2 separate regions of the Mus musculus genome follow, and region 2 is linked to region 1. Evidence: chromatin loops called from intact Hi-C (ENCODE). Cell type or tissue: heart. All regions are shown on one strand. Each heading gives the region's core, and the rest is flanking DNA. Links, peaks and the distances in the headings are about the cores only.

Region 1 (7,786 bases), core at 1,349-6,348:
TTTTTGAATGTGGTAACAGGCACGTAAGTTACCAGCGTGTAGAGCTTGTTTGGGGAATCCTCATCCTCATTACGTTTTCTGGACAAGCGTACTCGGATGGGATATGGAACGTTCCTTATTCCCTTGGCCCAGACGGCTTTATTGAGCCTGGTGTCAATGAGCACATCTGGTGTCCCCATTTCCTTCATGGCAAACTTCCGAATTTCTTTGAGTGCCCAAGGAGCACTCTTCTTGAAGCCCACTCCATGGATACGCTTGTGAATGTTGATGGTGTATTCTTGGGTCACCACCTCGTTGATGGCAGAACGGCCCTTCTTCTTCTCGCCACCCTTCTTTGCGGGAGCCATCGAGCCTGCCCGCGCCGGGCGCGGATGGCGCCGGATTTCGGAGCCGCGACCCCGCAGCCATACTCACTCTCTTTTCTCTTCTTTTTAAAAAGAATTATTTATGTATGTGAGTACACTGTAGCTGTCTCAGACACACCAGAAGAGGGCATCGGATCCCACCACAGATGGTTGTGAGCTACCATGTGGTTGCTGGGATTTGAACTCAGGACCTCTGGAAGAGCAGCCGGTGCTCTTAACCACTGAACCATCTCTCCAGCCCTGGTTTTCAAACTTCCTCCTTTGTTTCTTCTCTTCCACGGCTGCTGTTCTTTTGCTGGCCCTGTCCACTTCTCTGTATTTAGAACTTTTGTCTATAGTTAAATTTAATGGGCACAAGCATCTATTGATATTGTGTATCACACACAGCGGAGAAAGGAAGACAGCCCACCCTTGGTGGGTCCCACCAGTAGGGCTTATAACTCGGCTCAAAGCCCCAAATGTCAGCGAAGTTTTCAGGGTTTGAGCCTAGATCCTGCAATGAGGCTTGCCACTATCCCCAGTACAGTAGTTAAAGAGACATGTGTGCAAGAGTAAAAAGCAGAGGAACTGAATATAGCCACATCAAGGAAATGAATGAAGAAACATGAGGTCCAGTGACAATTCCCCATCAAATCCATCTCTGGGTTCTGACAGGCAGCTTAGAGCTATGAATAACTGAGTAGTTCTTGTCAAGGTAGCCTTACCCATCTTGTCTCAGCTTCAGTCTTTCTGCAGTGTAGTCTGACAAGCGGCCAAAACTGTGTCACATCTCCCTCTGGGAGACACGTTCTTCCTCTGGCTGGCATCAGGCTTCGGCCTTCCTCTTCTTCAAGCAGGACACTGTTGTAGGTTGTTCCGGTGCTGTTCGTATTTTGATGTTAATTCTGCTTCCTCGAGAGGGGCTGCCCCCACAAGGAGTAGGTCACACACTCAGGTGATCTCACGGAACCTTCTCCCCATTCTGACTGGTCACATAAAGGGTAGAGCTGATGACTGGGCAGTGGAAGGGAAAGGAGGGGCTGGACGTGTGAGAGTGGAAGAACAGAGGAAGAGGAGCTGGGAGGAAGATGGAGCAGGACCACATGGCCTGAAGAAGCCACAAGTAGCCATCCATCCATCTCATAGCTGGGGGAAAAGTTAGTGTAGTGGTAGATCTGCCCAATCTAGGCATTATAGCTTATAAATATAATAACTGATTGTGTGGTTTTTATATGGGCTTACTGGGGTAAGAAATTATTGCAACAGGACTCTCCCAGGGAAACTGCCATTCCTTGGGGACCGTTGCTTCACTGCTCTGATAGCCAGCAGGAGGGGCAAGGATGTCTCTCTTTAGAACTTGTCCCTTCTGCCAGGATGGTTACACAACGGACATTCACTGTGATGTGGGCCTCAGGGAGCTGGGGCCACAAGGGGACGAGGTCATCAGGCTCTGCCTGCCTCGGGAGGCTTTGCTTCCAGATGCTGGCCTTATGGTGAGATTCCCATCAACTGTGAACTTGTCAGGTCTCCCTTTGGGACAGAGCTTGGTGGCAAGGGGCTTTTACAGTCAGTCAGCAAGGCTCCCGGGTTCAGTCCCCAGCATTACCAAAGAAAGAGAAAAAATCTTCTGATAATGAAAACACAGGCAGTCCTGAGAACCCTTGTTTTCTAAATAAGTCAAAAATGTTGCTGTTTGCCGCCGCAGCCTTGAGGTCAGAACAGCCTCTTCTTGTCAGCATGTTGGCGCCGGATCCCACAGAGAAGCAGACTAGATTCCCAACCCAGGTGCAAAGGGTCAGAAAGGGTTTTTTTGGTGTTTTTAAAAAACACAACAGACTATATTTATCTTAACTGTGTGTCCAAGGAGACAGAATCATGAGTCTCATGTTTAGCTCCAGCCAGATGTTAACCCCTTTCATACAGCTAGGTTTGCTGAGGCCCATTCAGCACTGCTTGCTTTGCACTCAGCCCCAAACCCTATGAGAACCCCACCTTTCCCTTTGGCAGGCCTCGGCACAGTTTGCTCTGTGCAGTTTCTTGCACTAGGTTACTGACTTTCACTTTGTTCAAGTACAGCTCTGCTCCTGGTGGGCTTTACCGCAGACTTCAAGCCCTCTCTGCCCCTTGACTCGGTGATTTTGCACATTTGCACACAGCCCGTGCTGTGCCGGAGTTCTAAGTGTCGGGGATGGAGCAAGGCCTAACACCACACTCCTGTATTCCCAGCCGAGCACCTGTCAATGTTATGCCAGACACTGGGGCAGAAAAGCATGACTCAGACCCAACGGAGCGCACAGGAGCATCACATGGTCAAGGCCAGCCTGGGAAACTCTGTGAACTTCATCTCAGTGGATAAAGGAGTTCGCCTCTGTGATGGTTTGTATCTGCTTGGCCTAGGGAGTGGCACAGTTACAAGGTGTGGCCTTGTTGGAGTAGGTGTGTCACTGTGGGTGTGGGCTATAAGACTCTCATCCTAGCTGCCTAGGAGGTAGTATTCTACTAGCAGCCTTCAGATGAAGATGTAGAACTCTCAGCTCCTCCTGCACCATGCCTGTCTGGATGCTGCCACGTTCCCACCTTGATGATAATGGACTGAATCTTGGAACCTGTAAGCCAGCCCCAATTAAATGTTGTCCCTATATAAGAGTTGCCTTGGTCATGGTGTCTGCTCACAGCAGTAAAACCCAAACTAAGACAGCCACCAAGCTTGATGACCAGAGTTCCATTTAAGAGGCTCTCGAGATAGAAGAGGAGAACCGACTCCTGCGGTTTGTCTTCCGGCCTCCACATGGGCACTGTGGCACAGGAACCTGTGCATGCACACAGACAAAATAGATAAACACATAAATGTAGCTTCAAAAAGAAAAGAAGGTGGGGCTGGAGAGATGGCTCAGCAGTGAAGAGCACTGACTGCTCTTCCAAAGGTCATGAGTTCAATTCCGAGCACTCACGTGGTGGCTCACAACCATCTGTAAAGGGATCTGATGCCCTCTTCTGGTGTGTCTTCTGAAGACAGCTACATTGTACCCATATACATTAAAATAAAATAAATCTTTTTTAAAAAGTAAAGAAGGAAAGGAAAGAGAATGAGAGAGCAAGAGCGAGCAAGAGAGAGCAGGGACCAGCATACCAGTACAGCACTTGCATGCACAAAGCTAGCAGCTCTAAATTCAATCCTAATAACAGCAGTTAACAGTAGTAACACACATGCCTGATAAATAAATGCATAACTCTTTTTTTTTGTTTGTTTGTTTGTTTTTTGAGACAGAGTTTCTCTGTGTAGTCCTGGCTGTCCTGGAACTCACTCTGTAGACCAGGCTGCCCTCAAATTCAGAAATTCACCTGCTTCTGCCTCCCAAGTGCTGGGGTTAAAGGTGTGTGCCACCACTGCCCAGCGCATAACTCTTTTTTAAAAGACTTATTTAATTATTTAATGTATATGAGTACACTGTAACTATACAGATGGTTGTGAGCCATCATGTGGCTGCTAGGAGTTGAACTCAGGACCTCTGCTCCAGATTCGCTCACTCCGGGCCTAAGATTTATTTATTATTACATGTAAGTACACTGTAGCTGTCTTCAGACACACCAGAAGAGAGTATCAGATCTCATTACATATGGTTGTGTGCTACCATGTGGTTGCTGGGATTTGAACTCAGGACCTTTGGAAGAGCAGTCAGTAACTGCTGAGCCATCTCTCCAGCCCATAACTCTTCTTTTTAAAATAATTTTTTAAAAGATTTATTTATTTTATGTTTGAGTGCTCTATATGCATGTACACCTGCATGCCAGAAGAGGGCACCAGAACCCAGTATAGACGGTTGTGAGCCACCAGATGGTTGCTGGGAATTGAACTCAGGATCTCTGGAAGAGCAGCCAGTGCTCTTAATCTCCGAACCATCTCTTCAGCCTTGCATAACTCTTAAAAGAAAAAAAAAAAGACATGAGTGCCTTTAAAAAGGTGTGTGTAGGTGTGTATGTGTGTGTATTCAGGGCTGGAGAAATGGCTCAGCCGTTCTTCCAGAGCATCCTGATTCAATTTCCAGTATCCACATGGCAGTACACAACTGTAACTCCAGTTCCAGGGGGTCCATGGCACCAGACATGGCATGGGTGCGCATATATACATATACATATACATATACATGCATATATATATATACATATATGCATGGAAGCAAGATACCCATACAAATAAAATAAATGAATCTTTTAAAAACATATTTTTAAATTAAAAACATTTACTTTTTTTTTAAAGATTTATTTATTGATTATATGTAAGTACACTGTAGCTGTCTTCAGACACTCCAGAAGAGGGAGTCAGATCTTGTTACGGATGGTTGTGAGCCACCATGTGGTTGCTGGGATTTGAACTCCTGACCTTCGGAAGAGCAGTCAGGTGCTCTTACCCACTGAGCCATCTCACCAGAACATTTACTTTTTTATCCTAGGTGTACGTTCTATCTTCAGTATATATGAATGTGTGCCACATGCACATAGTACCTGAGGGGTGCAGAAGAAGGTATTAGATTCCTTGGAATTAGAACTATAGATGAGTGTGAGCCACCTTATGAGTGCTGAGAACCAAACCCATGTCCTCTGCAAGAGCAGCAAGTGCTTTTTGCCCCTGAGTCATCTCTCTAGATCTTCCTTCTTCTCTTAATTACAAGGATATGGGTCCTTAGCTGATTCTGTCTCTGCTCCCACATCCTAGAATATACTCCTATGGGCTTCCTGTACCTAGTACCCTGCCAAGTCCTAATCACCATGTTACCTCCTCCTACCTCCATCATCATTTCAGCCATCTATGCAGATGGCCTACGTGGCATTATCTCACAGACCCACTGTGGCAGAGGTGGTCCATCATGAGCCAAAACCTCCCCAGGTGGCTGGTGTCGGTCATGAGGATGAAAAGGGACAGATGGCACACTCCTGAGCAGATGGGAATGGTAAGGGCTGCATGGAAGATGCTACATTTGAGCTGGAACCTGGGTGAACAGGACTCAGGAAAGAGAACCACACTTGGGGACCAGCTGTCGATCCCTTCAGGTTTACAAAAATCACAAGAAGAAAGGAGTCCCCGGAGAGGATGGGGAGGCAAGACTGTGGGGTTCTGCATGCAGTGCAAATCTTACCGTGAGGGGCAGGCATTCTGCACGGAGCCACAGCATTTGTACTTTCATACAAATGTCTAAACCTCCAAAATCAGGCCCACTCTTTAGTGCAAAGTGTGTCCCTCCTGGGTAACCCCTACCGTCTGCTGGAGCAGTGCACAGAGAATGCTGGAAGCCTAGGGTGGAGTCTACCCTCCCAATCTGCAGGCAGGGAAACCAGATTGAGTGTGGCGGGAGGTGGAAACATGATTGTAGAGGTGAGGAGGGGGGGGCTCTCCGTTGTTCCCATAGGTAGAACAGGGCCAGAGGGAAGAGTCTTAGTCCCTTTTCCCATTCATACCCCTACCCCTGTTTCTCTGTGTAGCCCTGGATGTCCTGAAACTCAGTCTGTACATCAGCCTACCTCTGCCTCCCTAGTGCTGGGCCAACACCTCCCAGCCGAGGTGTTTTCTTCGTTGCTAACTGATATAGTAGGTCCAGGCCCACTGTAGTAGTGCTGTCACCAGGAAGGTGGTCCTGGGCTGTATAAGAAAGTTGGCTGGGGAAATGGTTCAGAGGTTAAGAGCTGGCCTTCCAGATGGTCTGGCTTAGATTCTCAGTACCCACATGGTGTCTCACAATGTCTTTAAGTCCACTTCCATGGGATCCACTGCTTGTTTTCTGGCCTCCGTGGGTATCAGGCATGCCTGTGGTGCACAGACATACACGCTGGGAAACAATCATACACATGGCATTTTAGAAAAACAAACAAACAAACAAAAACCCGAACAAGCAAGAGAGCAAACTAGTGTTGGAAAAGAATATTTGTGGAGCTGCACAAAAAAACACTTAAATAACAAGGAAGTAACTCTGCAAAACAGTTTCTCTTTGTAAGGTGTCTATGCCAGGATCTAAACCAGGCTAGGAAACACACCGGGGCACGAAGTTCATGGGCACGAAGTTCATTTAGCTTTTATTCTAAGGCAAGTGGTGACTTAATCTCACCCCATTGGTGGCAGAGATTACCTCATCTGATTGGCTAATGCATAATCAACGTGAAGGAAAGGGCAGAGTGGTCAACTGGGCTGCTCTGGGTCAAGGGCATTCTGGGAATGCAGCAGAGCTTTCCCAAAAAAAAGTTTTACTAGTTGAGGTGGAAGGGGGGGTGAAAATATTTGAATTCCTTTACATGAAGGTTTTACAAGGTGTTAGAGATTCGCGGAGTATTGTAGGCTAGCCATATCTTTGACTTAAAAAAGAAAAAAACAAACAAAAAACCAAAAGAAAAGCAAAACAAAAACCCACCCTCACACCAGTAAGCAACGTTCCTCCTTGGCTTCGGCTCCGAGCTCCTGCCCTGGTTTCCTCGGGTGGTGTGACTGTAACGTGTCAACTGTAACAAACTCTTTTCTTTCCGGGTTGCTTCAAATCACAGTGTTTATCACAGCAACAGAAAGCAAAGTAGGACACTGGGCTTGTCCAGTAGACCGCGCCAAGCCTCAGCGGGAGTGACCCCACCCAAGGTGGAACAAGCCACTACCCCTTTCGTCTTTCTGGAGTGGCATCAGAGGTTCCAGGGTGTGGCCTCGGAGACTAGAGGAATCCCTGCTCATCTCTTCTCTTTTTACCACTGGGTCAGCGGGCGGAGGAAGGCGAAGCCCAAACAGCGCTTGGCCCCGAAGCATGGAGAAGAGGCGAGTTAAAACCATAGACTAGCGTGACACGGTTGAGGTCTAGAGCGACGCTGCCGCTACGCTAGTCCCTCAATCAACTTCCGCTTCCGGCAACAACCCGGAAGTCCCGCGATAAAGAGCTGGCGTCCCTTTTCCGGACTCGGTAGCGGACTGTGGTCTTGGGCTCCTGGTTCGTATTAACTCGGACGACGACGTGGGCCCTGCGGAGGTAGATGCTCCGCTCCTTCCTTCCGTCTGCTTCCTCCGTGTCCTGGCCTGGGCGAGGACCATGTGTTATATTTGCTCCGTGCCCCGCCCCGCCTTGACCTCCACTGGCGGGAAGTCCACTTCCGCTGCTCCTGGGCGGCTCCCGGCCTCACTCCGGGCGTCTTTTGCTGAGTTGGAGCCTAGCTGCACCTCCTATCTTTGAACCCTTGAGCAGGTCTCCTCCAGCTTATTGCAGGTCCATGAGGGTGGATGACCGGGTCTGAGGGCAGCCAGAGTACAGCGGATAACAGGGCGTGGTGGCGCACCTCGGTCATCGCACCCCTCGAAGGGCAGAGGCAGAACAATTGCTCCAAGTTAGAGGCCGGTTTGAGTTACCTGGCGAGTCCCACGCCAGCCAAGGCTATTTTGAAGGAACCTGTCTCCAAAACAAAACAACAGCAAAACAAAA
Region 2 (7,786 bases), core at 1,699-6,698, 230 kb after region 1:
AGAAATCCTGCCTCAAACCCACAACCAAAATATTTCCTAAGCACCCTGCCTTTTTGTCAAGTGAAGGGTACACACAGCCTTTCAACTTGTAACCTGGCCAAGAATAATTTGTGGCAGGAAAGTCTGAGCATTTGTCAAAATAAAGTAAAAATGTTAAAAAAAAAAAAGTCTAAGTACTCAGTGTACATTTGGGTGAAAGCAATCCTGGGGAAAAGTTATTTAGGTGGTAAAACGCCTTTGCGTTTCCCTCTTGCCCTTGTGCCTGCTGCCTGGCCCCTTCCCCAAGTGTTGAAATCCAGATTGTTGGCCTATTTGTTTGGTTAATCTCCCAGCAGAGCTGAGGGGCTGCAGGCCCCGTTTCTTCTTGTTCACACAGGGACAGGCTGCCAAGAGTCCCCTTCCCTGCACCTATTCCAGAGCCAAGCATCCTTGCACCTGATCCCTGCAGGGAGAATAGGGGAACATGCCTGTCTCTGGGAGTATAGCTTTGCATCCTTGAGGCCCCCAGTTCCTTGAAGAGTACCCAAGTGGAGAGCTGAGGCCCCCTAACCCCTTGCAGCCATGGAGGTGTAGCCTGGGACCACACCTGGGACTGCCCAGCTGGGCTGGAGTGTGTTGCAGGATTGAGGTGGACAAAGGGACAGTCAGGCTGGTCTGGGTTTGAATGGCACTGTGTCCAGGATTGGATGACTGATGGCCTCTTTGTGCCTCAGTTTCTCATCTGTAAAATAAGGGTGATACTAGCCTTGAGGCATTATGGGAGGGGCTGAAGAGCCGTTGTTCTTACCCACTGCACCTGAAGGAGCGGGTTCCCAGAAGCACAGAAACCTCAGGAGGACACTGTGCCACCTCTCTGTGCAACTTGGCTCAGCTCTATCTGTTGCCCATGAGAAGGAAGTTCAAAGAGCAAAACCCTAGGCCAGTGTTGGCTATTGGCTCCCCCTGCACTGAGTATCTTCCCTGGGCTTTTCCTGTCAGATTTTATTTGGTGCGAGGCAGGGCAGAAGATGGGGCTGGGGCTGGAACCCGGGACCTTGCTCATATGAGGCAAGTGGTCTAACCACTCCATCACATCCCCAGGCAAGATGTCATATTTAAAAACATGTAGGGCTGGACAGAGGACCAGGTGGAGGGCTCAATGCTTGCCTGGTGTGCCTGGTCGTCTGGATGTGGATCTCTAAGACACACTCTGAAATGTAGGATATGGGGCTGATGGGATGGCTGAGCTGTAAAGGTGATTGCCGCCTAGTCAGAGGACCTGAACCTGCATGGTAGAAAAAGAGAACTAACTCCTGTCTTCTGACCTCCATACAAGTGCCATGGCATATCCATGTGTCTCCCCCAACTATCTGTATCTATATCTGTATCTGTATCTGTATCTGTATCTTTATCTTTATCTGTACCTGTTTCTGTATCTCTCTCTCTCCCTCTCTCTCTCATCTATATATCTCTCTACCTCTACTTATATACATCATCTATATCTACTATATACCCTAGCTTTTCATATACATCCATGAACATATATAAAAATAAATACATATTTACTATAGCTAGATATCTCCTAGCTTTTAATATCCATATATACATATTCATATACATACACATATCTACATACATGGGTTTGAATCAGTGCATACAGAAATGGATGAGTGGAGTTCTCTTTGTGTCTCAGTTACTCATCTGTAAAATGGGCACGATACCAGCCTTGAGGCATTGTAGAGAGGACTGAAGAGCAAACCCATACATGGTCTGGTTTGTGTGTGTGTGTCTGTGTGTGTGTGTGTATTAAAAACCAAATGTGGCTACCTCAGTGCTCCTATGCTGAAGTGAAAGATGGAGACAGGAGAATCGCCTAGAAAATTTCACGACAGCTAACCTGCCTGCCTGCCTCCTGAAAGTGGTTCTCTGACCTCCACCATGTGCCCTGCCCCCCCAAACACACACACACACACACACACACACACACACACACACACACACACAAATGCACATGTGCTTGTGTAATATATCTCCCTCTGAACCCTCCACCTTAGCTTTTGAGGAGATCATGAACCTAGGACCCATCTATCTGGCCTAAGGGTGTGGGCAGCAAGCCCCAGGGATGCCCCTCTCTGCCCCCCAACACTGCAGTGATAGGTGCATGTCGCTGTGCCTGAGTCTTTATGTGGTGGTTAGGGGTCAAACTCAGGCCTTCATGCTTACAAAACAAGTACTTTACTCACCAAACCATCTCCACGACCCCAAGATCTTATTCTGATGTCACAGAGGAGGAAGGGAACATGTTCTCAGGGGCCATTGGCAGGTCCCACCCTTGGCAGTTTTCTGAGGCTGAGCTTCCCTCGCATGCATCATACAGTCTCAATCCCACCTTGCTGCCTCCATTTTACAGATGATGTAACCAAGGCAGGAGCAGCTCTCTGGGTATGTGGCGTGATGGCTGATGTTAACTGTCAAACCAACAGAACCTAGAATCATCTTCAAGGGAGTCTTGATGAGGGATTTTTAAGATCAGGTTGGCCTATGGGTATGCCAAGGAGGTTTTTATCTTAATTATGTATTGAATGTGGGAGACTGGTCCACTATAGGCGACACCATTCCCTGGGCTCGGATCCTGGATTGAATAAAAAGAAGAAAGCTAGCCAAGCACAACACTCATGCACCCATCACTCTGCCTCCAGTCACAGATTCAATATGACCAGCCCCCTCAAGCCTCAGATACTGTGGCTTCCCTGCCACCAGAGTCCATAGCCTGGAACCATGAGCTAAAATAAACCCTTCCTCCCTTAAGTTGCTTTGGTCTCTCTCTCTTTTTTTTTTTTTTTTTTTTTTTTTGGTTTTCGAGACAGGGTTTCTCTGTATAGCCCTGGCTGTCCTGGAACTCACTTTGTAGACCAGGCTGGCCTAGAACTCAGAAATTCGCCTTCTTCTTCCTCCCGAGTGCTGGGATTAAAGGCGTGCACCACCACGCCCATAGCTTTGGTCTCATTTTTATCACAGCATTAGGAACAGAAACCAAGTGAGCTGGAGAGCTCACCTTTCTCCCTAGCCTGATCAAGTCTGACATTGCAGGTGTTTCTGACTTTAAACCAGAAGGTTTGTTCAGTGGTTGAGACCAGACTGGGAGAGGGGACAGACGACCACAGCAGTGGCACCACCACTGATGGGGACAGTTTTGTGAACTGGTAGGTGCCTTGTAAAGCCCATTCTACACCACCTTCCCACACATGGCTTACTTACAATCGCACAGATAGTTAAGGAAACTGAGACACAGACAGCTGGAGAAAAGTGGTTCCCTTTGCCCCTGAGCATCTGGTGACATCATCCTTGCGTTGCTCTTTGCCCACCAGCCAGGAGCCCAACGAATGGCTGTGGTGGGTGATTCTCCAATGCCTCCATTTGGTGGTGTCTGGCTCCCATTTTTCCCCAGTGGGACCAGACTGAGAGCCAAAGGCCAGATCAGTCCTGACTCACTTAGGCACACAGAGGAACAATTCTGAGATGTGTGTGTGTGTGTGTGTGTGTGTGTGTGTGTGTGTGTGTGTGTGGGGCGTGTTGCACAGAACGCCCTACCTAGGGTCCCCTGAGTCCCAGCGAGCTTTTTTTTGCTAAAATGGGGGATGGGCAAGGGTTGGAGCAGCTACTTTAGCAGACCAGGGGATAGTAAGGAGAGCTGAGCAGGGGTCTGGGTAGAAAGAAGCCCTCCCCATTATCCTTGTCTCTTCACTCTTTCCACACTGCATGCCTACCTAGGCACCACCCAGACCTATACTCTAGGCACCCAGGTGAGCCCCATCTTCCCCAGGTCCTGGGCATCCCCCTAGGTATAACAGGAGCAGTGACAGGAGTCTCTGAGGACACTTGAGGTGATGCAGACGAGAGGCTGGGACACAGACCAAAGGGGAGTTGCTGTTATCGTTATTATTACTACATCGGGTAACTGGTTGGACCACATTTTTCTCTTTCTGCCCCTGGGCTCTGCAAGAAAGGCCTCACCTGGGCTGGAAATGGCTCAGGACATAAACCAGAACGGCTCCACCCCACCGCTGCGGCAGCAGCCCCGACCTGACACGTGGGTGCTCTGTAGAAGATCCGCCCCTGCTCTGTCCTCCTGTCTGTCACCAAGACCCCAGCTTGCTTTGTAAGGTCTCAACTCTTGGCTTTGTAGGGTTTGGGGGAGCCCAGTGGGGTGAAGGATGAGGGGGTGGGATGGTCCTTGGCAGCCCCTCCCTCCGGTGCCGAATCTGGCCTGTTCACCCGGCTAGCTTCTTCCTTCACCTCCTGCTTTCTCCATTTCCAAACCATTTCAGGGGACGGGAGTTTGATTCATCAGAGTCCACACCGCGGTGGCCGCTACCATCATCTGGGGGTAGGGAACTCACTTAGTGGGAACAGAATGCCCGAGGCTGCCAGAGAGAAGCAGCGGGGAAAGCGAAAGGTATCCACAAAACTGTGAGCAGGTGATTTGCCTGCAGGGCTGGGGAGACAAGTGTGCACAGCGCCACCTAGGCCCAGATGCAGGAAGCACAACTCCTGCAAGACTTGAGGGCTGTTCTGTTTCGGAGAACCTGATGGAGCAGGTGTGGGGCAGTGTGGGGCATGGGGATGGGCACAGTCTGGTGTCGCTGGTGGAAGTGACAGAAATCGGCTGTCAGGTTCCCACAGTGCCTTGCCACTCGGTCTCAGAAAGGCCAGCGCCTCCTGGAGGACATGTGTGCCAATTTGCCTGCTGCCTTGCACAGCAGCTGAGGTGAGGAGTGGCCCGGGCACAGCGCACCACACTTGAAGCTTCGGTGAAAGATTAAAGGATGCCCCTGGGATGGTGGTCAGAATCCTGACTGTAGATGGATTCTCCCCAGGGAAGCAAGAATAAGTTGAAACGCTTGATCCTGCTTCTCTGAATGCTTCTGGTTGGCTCCTGTTCATTCATGTCTTAGACCTGGCAGATCTTCAAAATGCTGCTCGAACAATGGCCAATGGGAAGCTAGCACAGCCGCAGCCGGGTGGAAAGGTGAAGGGAGCGGTCGCTGCCTTGGACCTGCGCAGACCAGGCAGGCACATCAAGAGTTGCTCCTTCTCGTCCTCCGTCCTCTCTCAGCTTCTGTAGCAGAGCCCGACTTGTTCCTTTCATGAGCTGGGCAGCTCTGGGTGACCCGTAGTTTGGCTATGTCCTCTTTCCTGACTTCAGGCTGCCTAGACCAGGTTCATTTTAGCCACGTGACTCCAACAGTTTGCTTTGCCTTGTATTTCTGCCCCAGTTTTCCCACCCACTGCTCCAGGTGTGAATACCGAGTCTTCTGCCTCTGGACATGATGGCCTTCCTGTCCTTGCAGTCCATAAATGAGACTCTGCTGCTGATCAGAGTGAAGGCAGCAATCCTATGCATAATCTTCTGAGGCAACTGTCCAGCTGGGTCCCATTCTCTCTACATAAAGTCACATCCCAGGAAGCTACTCCCATTGGTGTTTCTAACCCCTGGACATGAATGGTGACTAATCCCACCCTCTATTAACGCCAAGGTGACACTAAGCCCCTCTTGTCCATTATTGCCCTGTAGCTTCCTCATGGAGGCCTTGGGAAGCCCCACGCTGCAGATGAGGAAAGCCACAAATCTGAGACTGGCCACTGAGTTCTGACTTACACAGTGAGAGTTCCCCGTAGGTCAGTCTGGCAGTGTTAGCTGCTTGCCTGCGAAAGCCCTCCCAGTGCATGCTTGGTTAAGGCTGGCAGAGCATTCCATCCACCACAGAGGCCAAGGGCTTCTTACATGGACTGGAACTTCCTGTATCAGGGGAGGCCCCATGGGGGCTGTATGGGGTTTCTCAGAAGGCAGGCGCTGGGACCCCATAGTTTCCACAGCTGAGTGGGCTCCAGTCCCTCAGGAATGGCAGAAGAGAAATGAAGAGGGCAGAGAGGATTGGCTGAGGACGACCCCTCACTGAAGACTGTTCTTTTAGCTCTGGGAAGAGTCAGCATTGGTGAGTTTGGGGCTCCAGGGAGAAGGGAGTGCACAAGGGCAGGGGTAATTAAACTGTGGTAGGAGAGGTGGGTAGAGCTGAAGGTTCTCAGCTAGAGGGGTGACTCTGACCCCAGCAGGTATTTCTGTTTATCACGAGGCTTGGGGATCATTCTCCCAGCACTAAATGTTGGACCAGTGTCCCCCCAAACATAGGAGCCCTGTACTTCCATGCTATCCCATCAAGGCATGGTAGATATGTTGTAGTGATGTGGACCAACACTCCCCACACTCGGCACAGAGACAGAAGGTCACAAGTTTAAGGGCCAGCCTGGACTACATAACAAGTTCTAGGCCAGCCTGGGCGTGCATAGCAAGATGTGATCTGAAAAAATTCAAATTACACAGTCAAATCCTGTCTCATACCTATTGCTAAAACTACTGTCTAGAAAAGACGCCATAAACACTGGCAAGAAGTGTGAATTCTGATGTGCTGCCGAGGAGGCAGTAAAATGTGCAGCCACTGCAGAGTATGACCAAAGGCTACGTAATTAGTCTGTTATCTGGCAGTTCTCCATTCAAGGATACACTGACCCCCGACCCCACAAACAATTGAAAGTAGGATCTCGAAGAGATACTTGTATAGCTCTATTCAGCATTAATCACAGTAACCAAATGGTGGAAGCCACCAAAGCAGCCATAGGCAGGTGAATGGGTAAGCAAGGTATGGTATGTCCACTAAATGGAATACTACTCAGCCTTTAAAAGGAAAATCTGACGCACACTGCAGCACAATGAGACTGTTTGACCCTATGTGTCATGAGTCCTAGGAGCAGAATGAAAATTAGGAAGGGTTGGGGTGGGGGTGGGGGTGGGGCTGTGCAGTGGATCCAGGTTCAGTCACAGAAGATGAGAATGCCCTGGAGATTAAGAGGAAAACTTTAGCAACATTAAACTGTAAACTTAAAGATGGTACCCAAAGAAAATTGTGTCAGGTGTGTTTTCTCACACAAAAATACACTAAGTCCCTCTTTCGCCAAAGCAAGAGTTTGAGTATTTTGTTAAGAACAGCCAGAAGTCGCAACCCTTTTGGGGTCCCATATCAGATAGCCTACATATCAGATATTTACATTACAATTCATAACACTATCAAAATTGCATGAATGAAGTAGCAACAAAAATAATTTTATGGTTGGGGGCTCACCACAACCTGAGGAACTGTATGAAAGGGCAGCAGCGTTAGGAAGGCTGAGAACCGCTGCTCTAGAAGATACACACGTGGCCTGTATATTGCCCTCAGGTGCTGTGTGAGGAAGAGATGCTGTGGGCAGCCAATGGTCTGAGAGAGCGGTGGTGACCAGAACCAGGACACAGCTGCAAAGTAGGTGGCCTAGGGGAGGGTTCCCAGATTGCATGGGGAGATGCGAGAAAGTGTTGCTCATGGGATCCTTGCTCCAGTCATCAGGGAACAGCCTGGAAAGGCTGTCCTTAACCATGACTGCATCACCTCAGCCCGCTTGAGTGTCTCAGGGGGCCTGAGGGCTTGACAAGGAAGATTTATCCTCTGCTGCACAGCCAGGGAAACTGAGGCAGCTTCTGCCTCACAGCCCAGAGTAGGACCCGGAGTGGGGAGAGCCAGGGAGGAGCCCAGCCAGGAGAAGTGGGAGTGAGCGTGGGGGTGGGGGTGTTACTGTGAAAGGGAGTCTGGACCCTGATATTGAAGTGCAGATTCAGCTCTAGGGTTTAGGCAAGGTAGTCAGGGAGGGCTTCCTGGAGGAAGGGGAAACTTGGTGGAGACCTGTAGAAGAGCCAGAGAAGACTAAGAAGCCATTC

Evidence for each region. Hi-C counts contacts between places; a loop is a spot of excess contacts. Peaks named below come from ENCODE experiments on the same cell type or tissue, not always from the same donor. Only the 100,000 strongest peaks of a DNase experiment are listed, where the experiment ranks them.
Region 2: it touches region 1 in a loop (2.9-fold over the local background); 4 of 42 quality-filtered maps call a loop at or near these places.

The regions. Positions count from the first base shown.
Region 1 is chr4:137,387,860-137,395,645 of GRCm38, reverse strand. It overlaps Gm52681 (a long non-coding RNA gene), which reads right to left. Exons shown (of 3, transcript XR_003955130.1): 1 at 6,743-7,786; 2 at 5,862-6,166; 3 at 4,590-4,847. It also overlaps the pseudogene Rpl31-ps10. Among named protein-coding and RNA genes, the nearest start is that of Gm52681, 4.6 kb to the right of the region's middle. In heart, for the core only: a CTCF peak has its summit at 4,128 (motif pointing right); DNase peaks (open chromatin) are centred at 1,735 and 2,095; H3K4me3 peaks cover 107 bases.
Region 2 is chr4:137,161,363-137,169,148 of GRCm38, reverse strand. Gm13003 (predicted gene 13003) reads left to right here and starts at 4,083. Exons shown (of 4, transcript NR_040443.1): 1 at 4,083-5,975; 2 at 7,254-7,334. In heart, for the core only: a CTCF peak has its summit at 4,506; a DNase peak (open chromatin) is centred at 4,498; H3K4me3 peaks cover 762 bases; H3K27me3 peaks cover 3,500 bases.